2 separate regions of the Homo sapiens genome follow, and region 2 is linked to region 1. The links are chromatin loops, found by intact Hi-C in ENCODE. Cell type or tissue: chondrocyte. All regions are shown on one strand. Region 1 overlaps TAFA5 (TAFA chemokine like family member 5). Region 2 overlaps TAFA5 (TAFA chemokine like family member 5).

Region 1 (8,000 bases):
AGTGGAGCGGGCGTTGTGGTGGACCCGGTGGCGTGGCAGACCAGGCGACGTGGTGGACCCGGCCGCATGGTGGACCAGGCAACGTGGTAGACTGGGCAGCGTGATGGACCAGGCGACATGGTGGACCGGGCCGCATGGTGGACCAGGCAACGTGGTAGACCGGGCCGCATGGTGGACCAGGCAACGTGGTAGACCGGGCAGTGTGATGGACCAGGCGACGTGGTGGGCCGGGTGGTGTGGTGAAGCCGGCAGCACAGTGGAGCAGGCATTATGGTGGACTGGGCAGCATGGTGTATTAGAAGAGGAGAGATGGCCTGGGGTGCTCAGCGGGGCTGAGTCCCCAGCTGGGAGCTCAGGTGCGATGAAGCCCAAGGGACTGACGGTGTGAGGAGGGCCCTCTGCTGCCTCCATGCAGCCCACACGCGGGGCCCCCACAGTGCGGACATGTTGGGGCAATGCTGCCTGGCCCCGCCCTCAGCCCAGCCCTGGGACGCAGGCTCAGCAGCCCCCGGATTCCAGTCAACATCCCCAGGACTCACTCGGGTCAGGCACAGTGTCCAAGCTGTGTGAGTCTCCGGGAGCCGCTGGAACAAAATGCCACACACCCGGTGGCTTCAAACCATGAAACCCGTTCTCACTGTTCTGGGTCCAGACGTCTGTGGTCACAGTGTCTGCTGGGCCGTGCTCCCGCAGGAGGCAGCAGCAGAGGGTCCTCCCTGCCTCCTCCTGCCATTCTTCCGGTTCGGGGGTCCAGACGTCTGTGGTCACGGTGTCTGCTGGGCCGTGCTCCCTTGGGAGGCTCCAGCAGAGGGTCCTCCCTGCCTCTTGCAGCCGCTGTGGCTGCGTGGCTCCCGCCTCTGTCTCTGTCTGCATGGGGCCTGCTGCTCTGTGTGTTTGCCCTGAGTCCAGATTTCCTTCTCCCTGTAAGGGAGTGGTATCCACCCTAATCTGATACGACCCCATTCTAACTCGATCACATCTGCTAGAACCTGCTGCCAAGTAAGACCCCATGCACAGGTATGGGGTCAGGATCTTCATGTCTGTTACTGTAGAACACAGTTCAGCCTCAACAGAGGACTAAGTCTAGTACAGCACAGTCTTCATTCCTGAGCTCATGGAGGAGGGGGAGGGCTGCCAGGTGCGTCCTCATTCCGGCGTACCACGGCCAGGAGCGGACTGTGGGGGAGCTGGGCCCCGCCGTGGGCAGCCGAGGCGCTGACGTCTCTGATGTCCAATCTGCCAGCCCAGCTGTGTTGGGGGAGCTCCTCTACCCTGAGGGAAAGAACCCTGCCTGCATTCGTCTTTGCCGCCCTCCTGAGTCAGGTGCCTTGTTTATGGCAGATGGATAAATGTTTGACAGATAAACAGATGATCCGTCCGCACATTCCTCAGCCGATGCCCCCACCTGCCCTACAGCAGCCGAGTGTTGCTTGGTGGCCTGGGGCACTGTGTCTGGCTTCAGTGATCACACCAGTCGTGATGAGTTTGGGGGATTTTACTTGTTAATTTTTCTGCGTAGTTTCAGTCCTAGGGCTGGGTTTGCCGTCGGGGAAGCTCCGAGTTGCGCCTGCCAAGGCTGTTCTGTCGAGATGGAGTCATCCCTGAACCCTGCACTTGTGCAGCCCCACGGCACGGGGGTGGCCTCGTTCCCAGAATGTGTGTCTTCGGCCGTGAGGAAGGGGCTGGCCCTAAGGACGATGCTGGCTCCATGATGGCCCTTAGTCCCTGACATTTCTTGGTGGGATCAAGGAGACCGAGGGGAGCTCTGGGCCCTGTGCGTTGAGCATCGCTCTGTAGAGGGTGGCTGACTCAGGCTCCAAGGTGGGGGCCACAGACTGTGGTTCTCTGGTGACCCCAGATGAGGGCCACCCTTGGGCAGCTTCACCTCCTGAAAAGGAGATGTTTTTGGAGTCTCGTGAGATGAAGGCTGGAGCGGTGTGGCGAGCAGGGAAGGCCTGGAGGCATCGATACCTGGTGGCCCTCCCCAGGCCATGACCCGTGTGGTTCGTGGGATTGGAGCCGGGTCCCAGTCAAGTTGTAGAGCCCCCACTGATTCCCTCAGCCCTGCAGCCTTGGGGAAATGGGCTTTGCAGGGCACTCGGCAAAGTCGCTCTGCAGACACAGCCTCCTCGTTAGAGAGCGGTGCTAAACCTGTGTGCTCTTCCGGCGACACGGTCCTAACTTGGGTGGTTTCTTACATTTCCAGAGCACCTTTACGAACATCTTTTTCTCTGTGCTTCCGCAGCCCTGGGAGGCAGGGGGCGGGTTCCTTTTTTTCTTTTCTTTATTTTTTTTGAGACAGAGTTTTCACTCTTGTTGCCCAGGCTGGAGTGCAGTGGCACGATCTCGGCTCACTGCAACCTCTGCCTACCAGGTTCAAGCGATTCTCCTGCCTCAGCCTCCCGAGTAGCTGAGATTACAGACATGCACCACCATGGCCTGCTTTTGTACTTTTAGTAGAGACGGGGTTTCACCGTGTTAGTCAGGATGGTCTCGAACTCCTGACCTCAGGTGATCCACCTGCCTTGGCCTCCCAAAGTGCTGGGATTACGGGCGTGAGCCACTGCGCCCGGCAGGAGTGGGTTCTGTCTCATCCCTGGGACCATTAGCCTGTGAGGGTGTCTCAGCAGCCCTGAGCCCTGAACCCGAGTCTGCTACCCAGTCCTGGCTCTTTGGTGGAGCAGGCTCATTGCACAGGGCACAGCTTTGTCATCGGCAGCTGGCCTGTCCAGGGTTCACCCTGAGCATTGGCACACACGGCTTTGTCGGCGGCGGCTGGCCTGTCCGGGGTTCACCCTGAGCATTGGCACACAACAGCTTTGTCGTCGGCGGCTGGCCTGTCCAGGGTTCACCCTGAGCATGGGCACACAACGGCTTTGTCGTCGGCGGCTGGCCTGCCCGGGGTTCACCCTGAGCATGGGCACACACGGCTTTGTCGTCGGCGGCTGGCCTGCCCGGGGTTCACCCTGAGCATGGGCACACACGGCTTTGTCGTTGGCGGCTGGCCTGTCCGGGGTTCACCCTGAGCATGGGCACACACGGCTTTGTCGTCGGCAGCTGGCCTGTCCGGGGTTCACCCTGAGCACACACATGACATAGTGTTCAATGGCTCAGCCCTGTATTTTGGCGTTACAGGAGTTACCTGAGGTCCTAGAATTCACTCCGTCTTCAGTCTCAGCTGATGACTGTTCATCTGGGGCAGCAGCGGTGCCTCCTGTCAGATGCCTCTTCTGTCCACTGTGGTCCACGTGGGTACTTGGAGGGGGCCCGGGAGGTGTCAGCACCGGCCCAAAGATTTCATATAAACCGTGGCTCTTCTGCCCCTGGTCCCACAGGCTGGAGCTTGGTGTCAGGCACCTCTCCTGGCAGCACCACGGGAAGGAAGGTCCTGAGAGGCCTCGCTTCACCACACACGCGTCAGAGGAGGGCGGGCCGGTGAGCTGAGCTCCTGCGTGAGAGCGGGAGCTGCCACCTGTGAGACCCGCAGGGGCACACTGTCCCGGGGAGAGAGGTGTGTGAGCTGCACACACAGGATGCAGCCTCCAGGAGACAGCGATGGGCTGGGGTCCTTGTGTCCCTCACTGGGGCACATTCAGCGTCCATTCAAGGAAAGGGCGTGTGTCCCCAGGATCCGCCTGGGCTGAGTAGCTTGGTCGCCTCCGGCCCCTGTCCTTGTGGTTTCTGGCTGGCACTGGGCCTGGCCCTTCTCGGTGTTGTCTTTCTGCTCTCAGTGAAGTCGTCCAGGGCATTCTGGGCTTTCAGGCTGGCCTCCACCCCGTGCCGTTCAGGAAGCACCCCACTCGTCAGGCAGGCAGACACCCCAGTCACCCGTCACTCTCATTTTCAACATAAGAGACATTGACATCAGCTGGACATGGTGGCACGTGCCTGTGGTCCCAGTTGCTCAGGAGGCTGAGGTGGGAGGATGGCTTGAGCCCAGGAGTTCAAGGCTGCAGTGAGCTGCAATCGCACCACTGCACTCCAGCCTGGGTGACAAGGCCAGACCCCGTCTTGTTAAAGAAAAAAAAGAGAGATGCTCACGTGGTGCTGGCTCTATTAGATCTCTTCAAGCCATAGCACTAACTCAGGAAGTGGGTGTGTGTTTACACATGGAGAAACTGAGGCACAGGGGGACGCTCAGAGAGTAAGTGGATGTTCAGATAGTAATTGCTGCTGCAGCATTCGGACCCGGGAGGTGTGCCCCGCCCTGGGAAGAGGGGTTCTAGCTTGGCCTCCTACCAGGTGGCAGCCTAGTCCAGCCTTGTTACAGGACAGAAGCCGGAGGGGCCTCGTCACCTGTCATCAGGGTGGATTGGGATGGCAGCCTGCTTCCTCAGCAGAGGGTCAGCCTGCTCCGCACCCCTGGGGCCTGGTGCCTGCTGAGCTCCCCGTCCCACCCCGGCAGCCATCCTCAGGCAGCTCACCAGCCTGATGGGTACCGGACCCCCATGTCCTCAGGAGGCTGGTGGCCAGCACCTCCCTTCCAGTAGGACCCTCGCCCATACCCTACAGAGTGGGCTCAACGCCCTGGAGCCCAGGAAGGAGTGGTTCACAGGCTAGGAGGGCGGAGGGCAGGGGAGTGGACACCATGAGCCAACAGGACTGGAGGCCACCATGGTGTCACCATTCCCGCCCGGCCCTGCCCTGCCCTAATGCACTTTGCTGCTCAGCCTAAGAACTAAGGGGCCCTGGGACTGGAGAAGGTTCCCTGTGAAGATGACCTGCTGCAGCTCAGGACGCCTGCTGGGATTGCTAGAATGAATGCCCTGTAGCCTGAGTCCCTGATGTTCTGCATGGTGATTTGAACAGCAGCAACCAACCACAGCCGCTCCAGCCCTTCTCGTGGACCTGGCCTTGGGGTGCAGGAAGCGTTGGGGCCTTGGTTGTGACCTGGCTCTGCACCTTCAGGGAGCAGCCCCAGGAAAGAAGCCAAAGGCTTCCTGAACATGGCTGGGATTCGGTATGTATTTCCAGAGTGGCCTCCCTGATTCCACTTGGGTTTTTCCCAAGATACAGTGTCCCTCGTCCCAGGGGTCCGTGGAGGTGGCACCATGGTCTTCACGCTGTCTTGCTGCTTTCTTCTTACTGTTTACTGGAACCTTTAGTATGGGCTCCATTCAGGACAGCGTGTTCTGGCCAGGCACAGTGGCTCATGCCTGTAATCCCAGCACTTTGAGAGGCCAAGGTGAGCGGATCACCTGAGGTCAGGAGTTTGAGACCAGCCCAGCCAACATGGTGAAAGTCCATCTCTACTAAAAATATAAAAATTAGCCCGGCATGGAGGCGCATGCCTGTAGTCCCAGCTTCTCAGGAGGCTGAGGCAGGAGGATCACTTGAACGGGGGAGGCAGAGGTTGCGGTGAGCCGAGATCGCACCACTGTACTTCAGCCTGGGTAGCAGAGCAAGACTCTGTCTAAAAAAAAAAAAAAAAAAAAAGAATAGCGTGTTCCTTCATACAGCAGGCTCCTCCTGACCTTAACGTCAGATGGAAACTTCTAGTGAGGAAGAGAAAGTATCATTTACCTGGATGAATGGAGCTGGGAGGTTTGGTTCTGTTGTTTGTGTCTGAGCACAGGGTAAACCTCTTATGTAAGCTGAACACGCGCTCCACAGGCTCAGGACCACGCCCTCCGGTCACTCCTGATGGAAAGGCTTGTGTGGGCCAAGCATCAGGTGCCCGCAGGTGAAGCAGGCAGCTAGGGACCACACCGTTCATGCCAGCTTGTTGGGCATCCACAGCCCGGTGTGATGGCAAGCTCACTCTGGGGCCAATTCTGAGCCCTCTGGGGACTGGGTTCTGGAACAACGGCTGCAGACTGCAGGACACAGGCCTTGGCCTTGGACTGTGGATGACCGAGCGCCCGTGGACCCAGCAGAGGGGAGCTCAGAGCCAGCTTCCTTTCCAGGCCCCAGGGGTGCAGTGAGGAGACACACCAGCTGTGACCCAGGCCACAAGTGTCCACAGGCAGAGAGGGCTGGCTGGGCCACAGGCAGAACGGCCGTGGTGGCAGCTCCAGGAAGCCAGGTTGGGAAGGCGTCTGAGGCTCCCTGTCTCAAAGGTGTGCCATGGGGCTGTTCTGTCCCCGGGGCAGGTCCCCTCACCCCTGAGCCTCAGGTCCTGTTGAGTGTGGGTTCTAATCCCACAGCCCCGTTGGGTAGACGAGGCTATGACAAGGTGACGGCAAGGTCGTTCCCAGAGCAGTGACTGGCGCCCAGGAGCTCAGGAACCGCAGCTGGCCAGGGTGCTGGAGATGACCCCTGGCCCTGACGGAACCTGGGATTTGGGGAGGCCCTGCAGTTGCGAGACCCTCATCATCACCGCCCCTGGCTGAGTAAGGAATTTAACACAAGGCAGATGAGGCCTAACCCAGGTGGGCAGGTGCCTGGAGGTGCCCGCCCAGGAGACAGCATCAGGGTGGGCTCAGAACTTTCAGCAGGGCCAGGGTCCCATGATGAGTTTCCTGGCCAAGGTCGGTTCAAGGGCAGATTCTCAGGGCTGCCTGGGGCCCAGGGAAAGGGTGAGTGTCAGGGGGAAGCTGAGCCCCAGGGCCTCTGCCTCCTGTTGAAGAGAATACTCCCGGGGCCAGATGGGACAGGGTCTGTGTCGACATGGGGACCGTGTGAGGATGGAGGCAGAGATCAGGACGATGCGTCTCCCGGGCAAGGAGCACTGAGGATTGCTTGGAGCACCAGAAACCCCTAGGGGGCCTGGAGTGGACCCTCCCTCAGATCCTCCAGCAGGAACAGGCCCTGTCCACACCTTGAGTCTGGGCAAGAAGAACTAACTGCTCTTTCAGATCCCCATCCCCCAGTATGTGGTCATTTGATTGGGCAGCCACGGGAATGGCACACAGACCTGTAGAGGCCCGGCGTGGATGGCCAGGGGAGGGTGGCTCCGTGGTGGGGGTGCGGCCAGGTCCCCCAGCCTGCAGCGACCATTCTGGGTGAGCTCTGCAGTCTGTGGCCTCAGAGGCCCAGGAAGCTGGGAGGGGTTTGAATTGGATACAGGGAATAGGGAGCCACAGATGGTTCTTGAGCTGTGGAGTGGCAAAGTGATATGGCTGCATAGAGGAAGGAAGCCGGCAAGTGGGGTGGGAAGGCCTCTGGCCGAGGCTGACAGCCCCTCCAGGTCGTGCACAGAGGGCGCCCCACTCTCCCGAGACACAAGGAAGGGTGGGGATTTGGGGGCACTGTCTGGTGGCCTGGATGTCCCTCACAGCACTGAGGATGAGCTCTTCGTTTCAGGCCCTCCAGGAGGCCGGCTGGCAGGAGCCGGGGAGGGAAGAGGAGCCTGTGTTCCCTGTGGCCCTGGGCAGCGTCTGCAGGAGGCTCACCCTCTCTCTCTCTTTGCTCCTCAGGTCTCCTGACAAACACAGCCCCTGAGGGGCCCCGGGAGTGGCCTTGGCTCCCTGGAGAGCCCACGTCTCAGCCACAGTTCTCCACTCGCCTCGGACTTCACCCGTTCTCTGCCGCCCGCCCACTCCGTTTCCCTGTGGTCCGTGAAGGACGGCCTCAGGCCTTGGCATCCTGAGCTTCGGTCTGTCCAGCCGACCCGAGGAGGCCGGACTCAGACACATAGGCGGGGGGCGGCACCTGGCATCAGCAATACGCAGTCTGTGGGAGCCCGGCCGCGCCCAGCCCCCGCCGACCGTGGCGTTGGCCCTGCTGTCCTCAGAGGAGGAGGAGGAGGAGGCAGCTCCGGCAGCCACAGAAGGCTGCAGCCCAGCCCGCCTGAGACACGACGCCTGCCCCAGGGGACTGTCAGGCACAGAAGCGGCCTCCTCCCGTGCCCCAGACTGTCCGAATTGCTTTTATTTTCTTATACTTTCAGTATACTCCATAGACCAAAGAGCAAAATCTATCTGAACCTGGACGCACCCTCACTGTCAGGGTCCCTGGGGTCGCTTGTGCGGGCGGGAGGGCAATGGTGGCAGAGACATGCTGGTGGCCCCGGCGGAGCGGAGAGGGCGGCCGTGGTGGAGGCCTCCACCCCAGGAGCA
Region 2 (8,000 bases), 54 kb before region 1:
ATCAGAGAGCCATCTTGAAAATTAATACATTCTACTGTAACTATTTAAAGAAAAAATAATTATCAAGACTGTTCCCACTAAATTATGCTGTCTAGAAGTTGTAGAAAGAAAATTTTATCTAATTTTAAGATGTAATCTGGGTTTTGCAGATTTTTCTTTTTTGAGTGATTAACAGATCAGCACTGAATAGCAAGGACCAGAGCACGCTGCCCTTTTCTCAGTGTTCTCCTGGAGTCTTGTCTTGTGTCAGCCTCATGCACCCCAAGGCCTTGGCCCTGTCTTGGCTCCTGCCCCCTGAGGGCCAGATCTTCAGGCCTCTTAACTCCCCCTGGCTGCTCGGGGGACGGTGGCTTTCCCTGGCCGGCTCCTCCCTGGGTTCATTTCTAAGTAAGCTCCTTGCTTAGCTGAAAGGAGAGTCTTGACTTCCCAGTTTCTGAGAAACAGTGTGTCCTGATTTAACAAAAAAAGAGGGCTGGGCACAGTGGCTCATGCCTATAATCTCAGCACTTTGGGAGGCCAAGGCTGGCGGATCACCTGAGGTCAGGAGTTCGAGATCAGCCTGACCAACATTGTGAAACCCCATCTCTACTAAAAATATAAAAAACTAGCCAGGTGTGGTGGCGCATGCCTGTAATCCTAGCTACTTGGGAGCCTGAGGCAGGAGAATCACTTGAACCTGGGAGGTGGAGGTTGCAGTGAGCCAAAATCGCACCACTGCACTCCAGCCTGGGTGACAGAGCAAGACTTGTCTCGGAAAAAAAAAAAAAAAAAAAGAGAGAGAAAACCTTTGTTGATGTGCTGCAGTTTAACTGCTAAGCACAACATGAAATGGCCTATGTATGTCCTTGGTGTGGGTCCCTCCAGCCTCTGCACCTGCCTCCCAGGAGGACCCCGTACTCACAGAAGTCTTCAGCTGCAAATGTGCAAGATGGCTAGAGCAGTTAGGGAGGCGCGGTTTTCAAAAACGCGTGGAACCCTTCCTCTGGTCTGCACGCCGTATGCAGCGGGGAGTGTGGAGCAGATGGACGTAGACACGTTACCGGGTCTGACCCCCACCCCAGAGATGGGGCGCCTCTCACCCACCTGCAAACCCCACATCTCGGGTCCACATCTGGAGCACCCCCGTCTGCCTTGTCCTCAGGCTCTGAGTTCTGAGAGGGATTTAGCGATTCCCTGACTTGGGACACGTTCACCCCAGAAAAGGCCAGCCTGTACCCTCAGACCCAGGGCCAGAAGCACAGGGTCGGGTTCTGACGCCTGAGGAACCTGCGCAGACTTGAGAGCAAGTCCTCTGGGTGGAGACAAAGTGGTGACGTGAGATGTTGCTCAATCTTGAGGCCCTGCTGCTTTACCGAGTCTGAGCCGATGTTATTCACTGGCTCTCAGTTTGGGGTCCTAGGTCACCCGTGTAGCCCCTCGGGCGGACAGACTGGCCTGTCCCCCACCCACTCACCCCAGCTCCCTGGGCCAGCCCAGCTGTGCTTTCATGGGGCTGGGGCCAGACTGTGCAGGAAAGAGCAGGTTGATGGGCTGGTATCATTGGCATAACAGGTGAGGGGGGCCACAGCCTTGGGCCTTCCTTGCACCACCCTCTTTCCTGTCCCCGGTTGGTGTAAGTGTCTCTGAGCCTGGCTGGGTGCTTCCCTCAGTCACTAGCAAGGTCCTTGCTGCCCCCAGGAGCCAGTCCCTCCAGGATGAGGGATACGGCAAGGGAGCGCTCCCTGTACACCGCTCTGCCTTGCAACCTCTTCCCTGGTGGCCTGGCGTCCATCACAGGTGGCCTCACAGCACTGGGGGAGGTGGGCTTGGCTGGGGTCAGTGGATGTGGAGATGTCCACCCTGCCCTGTGGCATCAGCTGGAGGCCAGGGGCCTGTGCTCCCCCCACCCCTCCTGCATGGAAAGATGCTCATAACTGCATTTGTCCTCAGCCTGCCAGGCAAGGGGACGGGGCTCCCAGCGGGTTCCTGGATGTGACCCTTCTCCCACCCCATCTCCTTGTGTTCACACAATGACCCCTTGGCCCAGGTGGTAACTGTGTGCTGGAGACCCACAGAGAACCACCTTGAGTGGACTCCACATTCCAGAAAGTGGGTCTGGGTGTGATAGGCAGGTGTGAGGGCCGGGGCTATGGAGGACTGTGGCTCTTTGGGACGTGTATCAGCCACACAGCCGTACCAGGGCCTGTGTGCCCAGTGTGCAGCCTCCACCCTACTGGCCTCTCCAGCCCCTCCATGCTTGTAGCGAGATCCCAGGTGCTGGCCCTCCCACAGGCTTACAGTGATGACCAGCCCATCGCCAGGGCCAGGGCCCCTGCATCCTCCTGCAGGCCCTTCCTGCCTGCTGTGCTGTCACCCTCTTATCTTTGTGGGCAATTCACCCTTTAAACCTCATCTCTTCTAGGGAGCCCTCCTGGCTGCCCTGTGGACTCCCTCTCTGTAGTGTAGCATCTTGGACTGATGTAATCAGAGCTCTTGGGGACAGGCCTGTGTCCCTCAAGCTGGACGTGACCTGAGGCACACGGAAAGTACAGCCCCAATGAGTGGCCTTGGCCTCTGCCCAGGAGGCTGTGGGCTGACCTATGTCAGCCCAGGCTTGGGGGGCCGTGCTGCCCCCGCCCCCTGTCTTCTATGATGAGTTGATCCAGGCACAGAGCTGCCTGTCGTGGAGGGAGGACGCCTCGCCTCCTGAGCTTACCCCACATCTGGATGGGGTCCAGAGAGCGCCCACAGCATCTGCCTGGAAGCAGCTAGGTGAGCATCAGGAAGATGCTTGACCCTCCTGAGCGCCGTCAATCTCCAGTGGTCAAGGAGACCCGCCGTAAAGCAGGAAGCACGAAGCCAGTCCCTGAGGCCGCAGCGGCCGGTGAAGTCCCTCCATACCTGAGGCTCCCAGGCAAGCCTCAGGGCGGCCCGGGGACCATTGGTGGTCAGGGGCTGTGGGCTTCCTAAGCTCAAGCTGGCTCGGGTGCGAGGTGCAGGGGCCACTTCTGGGCCCCTTCCCTTGTTTGCCAAGTAGGGAGCCGCCTCCTCTCGTGGCTGTAAGGGTCTGATGGAAGGATGGGCGGGGCCGTCTTTCCAAAGCCCTGGGACTGCTGCTGATGCAGATTTTACTTCACGTTTGACATTTTTGGTATCGTCATCCTCCCGGTCTTTACTGAGTAACAAAACCAGCAAGGCCTAAGAGGGAAGATGGAGACGTGGCCAGGACAGGGTCGCCTTGTGTCGGGCACCAGGACCGCAGGTGAGGAGGCAAACTGGGTTCGCCTGTGTGCTGAGCACCCAGGGCAGATGCAGCCTCGCGAGGAACGCAGCCTGGAGAGGCTCACAGTCGCAGTGGCATGGCTGGGCAACGGAGGACGCGCCAGGAGCAGGCTCTTCTTCTGCCCCTGCTGCAGGCGCTCAGTCCTGCCATAATCTGGGAGGTGACCTCTGCTTTTCCCCACCTGTGGACCCTACGGGGCGCCTGCCCCTTGGCAGGTCTGCTCAGGAGGAAGGCCAGGTGTCTGGCTCTCTGTGCTGGGCACATCCGGGGAGGGCCCCAGGCGGCTGACGTTGAGTCTCGTGGGATGGCGAGGTGCTGCCTGTGGAGACTCGGGCCCCAACTGTCTGGGCCCTCCCAGGTGTGCTTGTTGGCTCCCAACTGCTTCCAGGAGGTCCCTGTCACGGGATCCATCCTGAGACAGCCCCCCTTGGATGGACTGAGCTGACACTAGGTGCCCTGGAGGGCTGAGTCGTCCTCCAAAGGGGCCTGTGCCACCAGCTCCTAGGGCAGGAACACTGGGTGCCTCCTTCCTGTCCCCAATCAGAGAGGCCCTGGTTTACTCCTCCCTGAACCTGGGATGGGGCAGTGTGCCAGGGGGAGGAGGCTAGGGTCTTCCTGGGAAGACACCGAGACCTGAGCCCTGGCCCACCCAGGAGACCCTCCCTTCCTTCAGCAATGGCCTGTGGCCTGAGAGCTGCCTCCAGCCTGCAGGATGTCAGACAGTGAGACCCTCAGAGTGCAGGGAGGGCTGCAGTAGGTCAGCAAATGGGGCTGCTGAGAGTCAGGGGTCCGCTGCAGCCCTGGGCCCCTCCCTCCTTGCTGTCAGGCTTAATCAAGGCAGCTGGGACTGTGCTCATGGGAAAGGCAAGAAGCATATTTTGGGACCATTAGAGGCAATTTTGTTTACCTGATTTATTTTAATTTACTTAATTGATTTAATTTTTTAAGAGACTGAGTCTCGCCGTGTTGCCCAGGCTGGTCTCAAACTCTTGGGTTCAAGTGATCCTCCTGCCTGGACCTCCCCAATTGCTGGGATCACAGGCCTGAGCCACCATGCCTGCCCTTACCTGGTTTTTGAAAGAGGATTCAGTCATAGCCTGACAGTCTGATGAAGGTTAAGGATATGAAATGAATCCCATAAATGATGATGGCAGTGGCAGCAGGGCACAGCAGTGCTGTAGGATGGGGAACTCCGCAGAGCTCTCCAGCATGTGGAGTAGTATTTAAAACGCATACGTATCTAGACAGCCTCGTGACGGTGTGCAGGTGGCCATACGAGGGGCGTGTTCCCAGGAAGGTCAGAATGGGAAGCAGCCGTGTGTCCTCAGTCACCGACCTCAGGCCCCGTTGGGCCCAGGCCAGGAACAGCCCAGAGCTTGCTTGGGACCTCAGGAGCCCCTCCCAGGCCACCTCAGGGATGGGGCACCGTTGAGGCAGGAAGGGCATCGGCGGCGCCTTGGGCCCCGTCATCTTGAGAACAGTGTAAGAACTCCGCGAGCCCGTGCTCACTATTCACAGAACTCAGCAGAACTCAGCAGCGTGTTTGTCAAGGGCACTTACTCAGGCCCAAGGCCGTTGGAACGCTGCCCTTCGACCCTGTCCGCCCACTCGGATTCCCAGTAGCTGAGCGCAGGACGTGACCTCGAGTCGAAGCCTCTGCTGGAAAATACGTCCTTGTCTGCCTGGAGGGGCCTCAGTGACGGGGCCTCACTCGTCCTCAGAGCAGCCTGGCAGGATGAGTCCAGAGCCATGAAAATGCTCAGACCTTTTCATCCCATAATTCTGCTCCCAGAAATTTGCCCTAAGAGAGTAATTGAAAGGAAGAGGGAAAAACCAGGAAAGCACAAACACCCGAAATGTACCACCACCGGGAATGGCCAGGTGAGTCGGAGATCCGTGCGCGTCATAGTGCAGCCCGTGCAGGCAGTAAAGGAGGGACTGCGACTCTTGCAGATGGCTGTGACTCAACCATGGGTAGATGAGGAAGCATAGCCTGAGGTCCCAGAGGAGACCAGCAGGTGAGGCCCGCAGGAGGGGCGGCTGGGCCTGGAGCTCAGGGAACTCTGTTCCCACCCCTGGTCCGGCTCTGGGCCTTGGTCCTGTTTTCTGCCTTCGTCCCGTCCTGCCCCGGGCCTTATTCCTGCTCTCTCTCTGTCTCAGTCCCGCACCACACCGGGCTTTGGTCCTGCTCCAGGCCTCATTCCTACTCTCTCTCAGTCCTGCTCCGGGCCTTGGTTTCTGAGGGCCTCCCCCAACCCTCCAGCCTACCCTGGGCTTTGCATCTTCCAGGCCACAATCCTGACCCAGCTGTGGGGTGTGGTCAGCCATGGCCACCTATACCCATCTTACTGACTATGCCATCTCAGATGGACGCAGCTGACAGATGGTGCCCCGGGTGTTTCCGCCGGGTGGGGAAACTGTGGGGTCCCCTGCTCCAGAATGCCACCCTCCTGTCTTCTGTAGACGATTCAGCATCTCCACTGGGCTGTCGGCTTCTCCTCTTTCTTCAGGAAGCCCGTGGGCCCCTCTGAGGTCCCTGCCCACAGGCCACGCGGAGGCTGACTGCATCCATGTTCCAGCATCACCGCTTGTAAGCCGTGTGACCTTGGGCAGACTTCTTGAGCTCTCTGAGCTTCTGTGTCCTCTTCTGTAATGTGAAGATGAAGCTAATTGATTCCCCATAGGTAGAAATCAATAATAAAATTCCAGTAATAAATGAGCATACCAGTCCCTGGGAGGACCAGCAGGGCGGCCCTGACAGTCGGCAGCTGTCCAAGGGCCCCAACGCTCAGAAAGCTGGGGAAAGGGGTGGTCAACATTAATACACACAAATACGTAGAAATGACTGTGTGGCATAGCCCCAGGGAAGGCTGGCACTGCTGGGACACCCTGCGCGTTTCCTGGTGTGTCTGGGCTCTGACGTTTCGAGTGGGGCCCTTCCGGAGTGCAGGAGGCTCTTCTGGAGGTGTGGGACAGAGACTCCTCCCAGAAACACGGGCGCTTCCCAGCCAGTGCTCTGGGCCTGTTTGCCTTTTCCTGAGCCCTGAGCCCAGGAAGCCCGGCTGTGTCCGCTCACCCCAAAAGCCTCCTCCCTGCCCCATGTGCTGGTCACAAGTCACCAAGCCTGTGGGTATCTGGTACTGCTCCCGGGCAGTGCCTCATCTGATGTTCTCTGTGTCCCCGGGCCACAGTGCCCTGGCAAGGGCTGACCTACAGGGGGAGGCTGCCTGTGAGCAGCTCCAAGACCACCAAGGGCTGCCCACCGCTCAGACCTCCTCCCCCACCCCCCACCGCTCCAGACCTCCGCCCCCACCCGCCGCCGCTCCGACCTCCGCCCCCACCCCCCGCCGCTCCAGACTTCCACCCCCACCTGCCTGTGAGCCTTCCTGCCCCAGGCTGGGACCACTGGGGAGGTCAGGCCTCAAAGTGCTGCCTCCCATCGGGCAGAAACGGGAGCCCTGAGCCCTCCTGTGAGCTTCAAACGTGCCCTGCAGAGATGGTTTCACAGTGACCGTCCTCAGTGCCTGTGTCAGGACTTACTGCCTGTGGGTTCTTCTGTGGTACCTCTGAGATACCCCATTTCCATTTGACTTCGTGAGGCCAGGTGGTGTGTGTGTCTTTGTGTGTCTGCATTGAGTGCTTGTGCATTTGTGTATGTGTGCACATTGTGTGTGTGTGTGTGATTTGTATGTATTTGTCTGTATTAACGTTGCCCACTCCTTTTCCCATGCTGTTGATTGAATCCTCCATCACCAGCCAGATCTGGGAGACTCGAGGGACACTCTTCTGGGTGAGACACTGCCAGGGAGAGCAGCCTCCCCAGCTCAGACAGCTGAGATGTGTTTCTGACGATATCTGAGTAAATGCCCAAAGATTTCTCCTGGAATCTCACTGGTTTTGTTCTGGATGATTCATTTTTCCAAGCTGTTGAGTACAGCAAGCAACTCTGTGTTAATGGAAATGAGGAAAGTTTATTGCCAAGGGAAGCCTGCCGTTCATGAGCACCTCGGGGCTTGGGTGTTGAGCTGAGTAATGTTATGGCCACGGTCTCAGGCAAAGGAGCACCACTTGTGCCTGTCTGTCTGTTCCCCTGGAGTAGCCAGCATGTTCCTCCCTGTGACGTCAGACCAAGGAACAGTCCTATGGACAATTGGCTTCTCTTCATGGGTTTCATGGGTTGTGTGGTTCTCAGGTTTGGGGGTGGGCAAGGGCACCTGGCCAGGGTGTGGGCAGCAGGGGCACCTTCCTGAGCTGCCGACTCTTTGAGAGATTGGCTGGGGCTTCCTGGTGCTGGAAAAAAATAGGCGGGCCCTCTGGCGTCACCAGAGTCCTGGCGAGGGGAGTCAGCGTGGCTGGCTTCAAGTTCTGCATACAGCATCACTCAGTCCCTAGTGTAGGGCTTTCAAGCACCACAGGGCCACACAGCCATCCTGCTGACCACCACACAGACAGGACGCAGAGGGTCAGCACTCGAGAGCATATAGGCTGTTTGGGACTTCGATGAGCTGGGTCAACTGGGGTCCACTCAGACCCTCAACCCCACCTGCCCCGGACCCCTGGTCCGTAGAATTCAGAGGCATGTGAAATCAGAGCTGTACATCCCAGTCTCGGGGTTCGATGGGCGGGTGCCATGGGAGAAGTGGCGCAGGCTGCCCACCCTCAGACCCCTGCACACCCACACTGAGGCTGGGGAGGAAGGAGACTGTGCCAGCCACCCGGGCCTGAGCTCTGCAGACGC

Evidence for each region. Hi-C counts contacts between places; a loop is a spot of excess contacts. Peaks named below come from ENCODE experiments on the same cell type or tissue, not always from the same donor. Only the 100,000 strongest peaks of a DNase experiment are listed, where the experiment ranks them.
Region 2: a loop joins it to region 1, with 4 times the contacts of the local background. A loop is called at or near these places in 2 of 110 quality-filtered maps.

The regions. Positions count from the first base shown.
Region 1 is chr22:48,742,481-48,750,480 of GRCh38, forward strand. It overlaps TAFA5 (TAFA chemokine like family member 5), which reads left to right. Exons shown (of 4, transcript NM_001082967.3): 4 at 7,359-8,000. The coding sequence ends at 7,367. Among named protein-coding and RNA genes, the nearest start is that of MIR4535, 34 kb to the right of the region's middle. In chondrocyte, no CTCF peak of the experiment used is centred here; DNase peaks (open chromatin) are centred at 1,941, 3,437, 4,511, 7,431 and 5 weaker places.
Region 2 is chr22:48,688,239-48,696,238 of GRCh38, forward strand. All of the region lies in intron 2 of TAFA5 (TAFA chemokine like family member 5), which reads left to right. Among named protein-coding and RNA genes, the nearest start is that of MIR4535, 88 kb to the right of the region's middle. In chondrocyte, no CTCF peak of the experiment used is centred here; no DNase peak of the experiment used is centred here.